2 separate regions of the Homo sapiens genome follow, and region 2 is linked to region 1. Evidence: chromatin contacts called from ENCODE Hi-C or POLR2A ChIA-PET data. All regions are on one chromosome and are shown on one strand. Each heading gives the region's core, a stretch centred on a gene start or an enhancer-like site at or near the end of the contact. The rest is flanking DNA. Distances are from core to core; before and after follow the strand shown. Region 1 has its middle 16 kb from the start of IFNG. Region 2 has its middle 33 kb from the start of MDM1.

The links. A loop is a pair of places that touch in the nucleus more often than their neighbours do. ChIA-PET counts read pairs that join two places held with the same protein, here RNA polymerase II (POLR2A). Pooled maps may share reads with other maps.
Region 2: a pooled map shows a loop between it and region 1 (4-fold over the local background). The contact joins two enhancer-like sites. A Hi-C loop is called at or near these places in 1 of 37 single-sample maps with no recorded cell type and 8 of 50 pooled maps. POLR2A ChIA-PET finds 5 or more read pairs at or near these places in 1 of 52 experiments (activated T-cell).

Annotation. Positions count from the first base shown.
Region 1 is chr12:68,173,583-68,177,145 of GRCh38, forward strand. No RefSeq gene overlaps it. Among named protein-coding and RNA genes, the nearest start is that of IFNG, 16 kb to the left of the region's middle. RefSeq lists an enhancer at 2,326-2,385. Within about 2 kb of position 2,114, at least 6 of the 41 ENCODE cell types and tissues checked have a DNase peak (open chromatin) inside an H3K27ac peak, as active enhancers do.
Region 2 is chr12:68,364,123-68,367,521 of GRCh38, forward strand. No RefSeq gene overlaps it. Among named protein-coding and RNA genes, the nearest start is that of MDM1, 33 kb to the left of the region's middle. RefSeq lists enhancers at 580-1,102, 916-1,175, 1,103-1,624. Within about 2 kb of position 1,394, at least 39 of the 41 ENCODE cell types and tissues checked have a DNase peak (open chromatin) inside an H3K27ac peak, as active enhancers do.

The DNA.
Region 1 (3,563 bases), core at 864-3,363:
AGACTTTTTAAATTTGAAAAACCTATAAAGCCACTGTTTATTTGCTATTTATCAAACTTTAATTTGGGTTTTTTGTTTTGTTTTGTTTTGTTTTTTGCATTCTGATGTTTTTTTTTTCTTTTTTGTTTTAATTTATTTGCTTGCATGATTATTTTAGCTATAATTTTAGCTATCATTTCCCTAATTCCAAAAGAATTTGTGGTAACTGGCATTTAAAGGTTTTTTCCTAATCTTTTAACTTAGAAAGGCAATGGGTATCATAAAGCTAAGTAAGAAAGCTAAAGTTCTTATCTCTTTTCTTCTTCAAAGAGGGTAGCTTCTTTTAGATTGCAGCACAGAATTTTTTTTTTTTTAACTTCAGGCAACTCTAAACATGTGTCAGTTTCTTTAATTAAGATTTGGCATCCCCAACCATCTCATCTGACAAGAACAAGCAAGGGGGAACATATTCCCTATTTAACAAATGGTGCTGGGAGAATAGGCTAGCCATATGCAGAAAATTGAAACTGGACCCTTCCTTAAACCTTATACAAAAATTAACTCAAGATGGATAAAAGACTTAAATGTGAAACCCAAAACTATAAAAACCCTAGAAGAAAATCCAGGCAATGCCATTCAGAAGATAGGCATGGACAAAGATTTTATGACAAAAACACCAAAAGCAATTGCAACATAAGCAAAAATTGACAAATGGGATCTAATTAAAATAAAGAGCTTCTGCACAGCAAAAGAAACTATCATCAGAGTGAACAGACATCCTATAGAATGAGAGAAAATTTTTGCAATCTAGCCATCTGATAAAGGTCTGATATCCAGAGTCTACAAAGAAGTTAAACAAATTTACATTAAAAAAAAACTCAACCCCATTAAAAAGTAGGCAAAGGATATGAACAGACACTTCTCAAAAGAAGACATGCATGCAGCCAACAAACATGAAAAAAGCTCAACATTACTGGTCATTAGAGAAACGTAAATCAAAATAATAATCAGATACCATCTCATACCGGTCAGAATGGTGATTATTAAAAAGTCAAGAAAAAATGATGCTGGTGAGGTTGCAGAGAAAAAGGAATGCTTTTAGATGGTTAGTGGGAATGTAAATTAGTTCAACCATTGTGGAAGACAGTGTAGCAATTCCTCAAAGATTTAGAAACAGAAATACCATTTGAACCAGCAATCCCATTATTGGGTGTATACCCAAAGGAATATAAATCGTTCTATTATAAAAACACATGCACACATATGTTCATTGTAGCACTATTCAAAATAACAAAGACATGGAATCAACCCACATGCCCATCAATGATAGACTGGATAAAGAAAATGTGGTATAAATATACACCATGGAATACTATGCAGCCATAAAAAGGAATGAGATCATGTCCTTTGCAAGAACATGGATGGAACTGTAAGCTGTTATCCTCAGCAAACTAACACAGGAGCAGAAAACCAAACACCACATGTTCTCACTCACAAGTGGAAGCTGAACGATGAGATCACATGGACACATGGGGGGAACAATACGCACTGAGGCCTGTTGGGGAAGTGGGGTGAGGAAGAGCATCAGGAAGAATAGCAAATGGATGCTGGGCTTAATATCTAGGTGATGGGTTGATCTGTGCAGCAAATCAGCATAGCACACATTTACCTATGTAACAAACCTGTACATCCTGTGCGTGTACCCCAGAACTTAAAATAAAAATTGATGGAATAAAAAAGATTAGGCATCCCAAAACTTAATGATATATAACTTGTCCTATTTGAAAATTAGAAACATCATTTGCTAATTAGAATCATAGATCATGACTTATATGCTGGTCATATTTATGGTTGCATTAGGAATCCTATCAACCACAAAAAAAGTATGCCCTGCACTCTGTCTTTTTTTTCCTAAAAAGAAAAATAAAGCCAATCACAAGAGGGAAAATCTAAATGACATTTCACAAAGTGTTCAATCTATGCTTCCATTAGGAAAGTGAAAGAACCCAAGAATGGGAAATATTTCTTGTCACCCCAGGTGAATTTGAAGAAGTATTTTTCTGGTTGGCTTTTTCAGCAAGACTAACAACATTCTGTTCTATTGGCCTGTGGTCAGGGGTTTCCCCCAAGGTGCCTTCCATCTCTCGGCAAAGAGCAGTAACTTGGTGGGTTGTTTTCTTCTTAGTCACCTGATAGGATTTCCCAGGACAGAGGTGTCAAGCCAATTCTGACCTAACTTCCCATGTCCTTCCTGTGGGTCACCCTGAGAAAAAAGGAAATCGCTCTTCTCCCCCACCTGGTGCTGATGTCATTCCTCTCTTCAGCCCAGCGTCTCAATGCACTCAGGGACGCTTCTGCCTCTGCAAAGAGCAAAGGCTTCAAGTGATGGCCTTGCATGGTAGCATTCTCTATCACAGAGTCAGGAAGCTCTTAGACTTCCTTTTATTTGAAGAACTGCAAGGAAACCACCTGCAGAGCTCCCAAGACCTCAAGAGTTTGTTTTGCACCTTCGCTCTTCTGAGGTAATCACACCTGCTGCCACAGCTTCAATAGCTGAAGCCAAGGAGTAAAAATTGCACCAACATCTATAAATCCATATGAAGCTGAGTGGTCTGAATAACCTTACCAGATGTTTTTCTCATAGAAGAAAAAAAGTCCAAGTTATCCTCATGTGCTTTTCTTCCTCACTAGGTTTTAAGGTCCTAGAGAGTATACACTGCCTCTTAGTCTTCTTCATCTATCTCAAAGTGCCTGGCTGAGTGCTTTACATGAAGTATCCAATAATTCTTGACCATCAGACCTGGGGGGTGGAACCAGCAGGGCCATTTAGCCAGGGCTGCAAGCCCAAACAGATCTCTATTCTTCAGCTGCAAGTTAGTGCCCAAGCCACATAGGGAATAGGATGATACCTCATTACACATGCTGATGTTAGCTTTAAACTATGCCTGCCCTCTGTTTTCCTAAAAGCTGTGTTACTGCCAATCTCAAAAGCTGCTGTTCATAGTCATTCACTGTTGGACATTAATGACAAATCACTTTCATGAACTGACATCCATTTAAAGGGATTTTTTAAAAATGTGTTTATCTCATAACTGCTCCTGTTTATATGAGGATCCTGTCTTCTTTGAGATTATAATGACAACAAATGTTATTCGTTTTCTGCACTATTCATATAAACAACATAACTGGGCATAATACTTTCATGATATCATGTCATTACTAATAAATCACCTTTTTAAAACATCTCTATGATAGTATCATGGTTAACAAACAGCACAGACAAAGGAGCAAGACTGAGTTTGAGTCCAGGCTCCATCTTTTACCAGCTGTGTAAACTGTGTGAATCTAGGCAAGCTCCTTAAAGTCTCTGGACTCTACTTCACAGGTTTTTTGTGGGATTCAAATGAGTTATATGTGCAGCTCTTGGAATAATACTTGGCATATAGCAAGCACAATGTGTGCTCATCATTTTTATTTCCATTTTATGGGTTTTTTTCCCTTGTAACCTGATTTAGAAGTTGTATTTGTACATTTCTTCATGTTTAACGTATTTGTTCAGGTTAAATTGAAATATTTTACATATA
Region 2 (3,399 bases), core at 144-2,643, 190 kb after region 1:
CCTGCTTCCCTCTACCAAAATGTCAGTTCCATGAGGGTGAGGATTGTTATTTCACTCATTCCCAGCTCCTTGAGCAATGCCTGATGCATCTTTGGCATGCAACAAATAATAGTCGAATAAATTCATCTACCTGGTAGTCCTTGGCTGGAAAAAGTTTTTGATTTTTTGTCTTTATAAAGCAAAGATGAAACTAAACTACCTGCCAAAAAGACAAAGAGAAATTGCATTTAAATAAAACTTAAAACAAGTTGCAGAATTTGCATAGTATAATCTCATTTTCAGTTTTTAAATTGTATGTGTGGGTATATATTATTGAACACTAACTGCATGCTAGCAGCTTGATAAACGGACTATACATGAGCTATGTACTATACTCATATAAATGTTCATAATTGCATAATAAAAGCACTGGAAAACACGTACCAAACTGTTAGCAAGTGGGAGTGAGGTTTGAGGGACTTGAGAGAAGACTAGCTTTTACTTTACACCATTCTTCATTAATTGAATGCTTTACAATGGAAATATTTTATAAATACAAAAAGAAAAACATCTGAAGAAACTCAATATCAGCGCCATTTCTACTGAAAATTTTTCATCTTGCAGTTTTAACTTCTCACAGAATCCTTTCCTTTGGACTTGAGGCCTCTGAACCTGTGCTAATTGCACTCTGTCAGGAATTCGTCCTTGGCGACCATAGAAAATATTACAGGTGTCTGTGCTACCCAGAAAGCAAAGGGTTGTGGTGCTTTCTTTTTTCCTTTGAGTTACATTGCGACTGGCACAGTTATGAAATGAGAAATGTTACACACAAGATTGCCACAATCCCCATTTTTGGCTTATCTTTATGTCCCATACATTCTTTTAAGATTTCTATCGCCTCAGTATTGTCGATTTCCACATCCACAGCCTAACAACGTGGTGCAATCGCCCTTTGCGACGCCGCAGACCAACAGACGGATGCTGCCCTGCTGCAGTTTCACAGCACACCGGGTCTTTCCGCTTCAGCTGGACAGAGGCCCAGCCAGGCCGTAGGGAGGATTCCGAAGGTCTCTCTGCAGAGGACCGGCCTCTCAGACCGAGAAGGCTCCACCCAGGCAGGAAAGGACACTGTATGTGGGGCAGTCGGCCTGGGCCCCATGGCTCGTGTTTGTTGCTGAATTGGGCAACGTGGGCTGCGGTTCACAGGGCAACAGAGACTTCACCACCTAACACATCGGGGCTGGTGCAGCTGAGGAGGGCTGCTTCTGCCTCTTGGTGACCACGCCCTTTCCCAGGCTGGGCCCACAGGAAGTCTGGCCGGGAAGGGAGGAGGCACTGCAAGCTGTGGGAACCACACCGGCTCCTTCACTGCTGACAAAGATCTACTCCACCCCCACCGAGAAACTAGCTCAGAACCAGCTTTCCTCCTCCTCCGCAGCCCTCATGCCCTGAATGGCTGACTTGGGGGATGTTTACACTCATTTTTTTCATACTTAAGGGGGTGTGGGTGCCAGATCAACTTGCTCACCACTCAGACCGCACACAAGAAGCCTTATGTTGAAACTTGTTCAACCTCCAGTAACCAAGTCATGCAAGTGGAGAAAACTAGATAGCATTGCACACACACATATACATACACAGGCATATATAGACACATATATATCCATATATATGTGTTTATGTGTGTGTGCAATTATCTTTATACATATATTTAAAAATTTTATATATATATATACACACACACATATATATATAATTTTAATGCTAATAATGCTTGCCAAATGCTTGGTTTCAGTTGACTGCTGGTGGAGTGTACAACCTTGGTACAACCTCTCTGAAAGGCAATTTGACAACAGATATCAAAAGCCTTAAAGGTTTTCATATCCACAGTAATTCCACTTCAAGAATTTAAAGAAACATAAAATGTATATACAAGGTTGTTCCTTCTAAGGTTACAGCTACAAGTATAGACTACTTTAAAGCCATTCAAAATAATCTTTTGGAAGGTTTTTAAGGGGATAAAAAAGTCACCATAATAAATGAAAAGCCCTACATTTATATAAAAATGGGCATAGTCTCACATAAAAATATGTGTGTGCATATGTATCTATGCATGTGAGTGTTTCTGTGTACATAGAGAGAAGGAGCACTTCCTTTCTCTTGAACTACCCTCTGCCCTTGGTTTCCAATCACTGCATTCTTTCCTAGTTTTCTTCCTAGTCCACTGGCTGCTCCTTTGTTCTCCCATATTGCATCCTTCTCCTCTTCCCAACCAATCCATATTAGAGGGCTCAACCTCTGTCCTCAGACCTCCTGGCCATCTACATGTCACTCCTGAGACCATCTCCCCTACATCCTCTCTATGCTGATAATCCGCCAGATAAAATCTCCCTGCCTGTCCTCTTCCCCTAAGCTCCCGACTAGAAATCCTCACTCAGGTGTGAAATTCTTACTTGGCCTTCTTATATCCAAAATGGAACTTTTGATTTCCATTGCTGTCTCCTCCCCCTCACACACACACACACACCTGCTTCCGTCTCATTGTTTCCCATCTCAGTAAATGGATCATCATTTCACAAGAGATGGGACTAGAAACCAGGGCATCATATGCTTGATGCCTTCCTTCTTCTCTCATACCTTACATCCAACCCATTAGTAGCAAGTCCTGTTGTCTCTATGTTCAAAATATGCACCAAATCCAGCCCCTCTCCTCATCAGCACTGCCCACTCCTCTGCCACCAGCATCTCTCCCCCAGACTTCTATGAGAGCCTCCCCGTTAGTCTCCCTGAATTCACACTGCCCGCCTACAATCTGTTCTCCATAAAGCAACTAATGATCCTTTTATAAAATAAATTACATCAGAAGGCATGAAACCTATAAACAAAATGTTAAAAGTTATCCAGGAATGATGAGATTATGGGCTGTTCTTATTTTATTCTGTCTGCTTCTCTACTATTTGTCACATTTCTAACAATAAACACATTTCACTTTTACCAGTAAGAAATCAAAATGTTGTTTTGAAAAAACAAAATTACAGGTTTCAGGTTGACAGGGTAGGAGTTTAGCTTCCATGAATCAGCCCTGACAAACCAATACCAAGCAAGCTACAGAGCAGTAATGAGTTCCCAACCTCCAAAGGCAGCAGCAAGAAGCAAGGAAGAATGTCCTAAACCAAGACAGCAAATACATGGCACTTGTGATGCCACTTCTGCCTCGTATACACATAACTGACATCACTAAATGACTGGCACCATTGCCAGCTGAGCCTGGATGCAGCCTCATATCCTTCTCAACACAGAGACAGCCACTATCATTCAATTAGGGTTGACACTTACATATTTACCATCTGTAATAAGCATTCTATCTCAGGATTGTGGAGTTAAATTTTTATGCTCCTTTATAAAAGAATATAATGCACT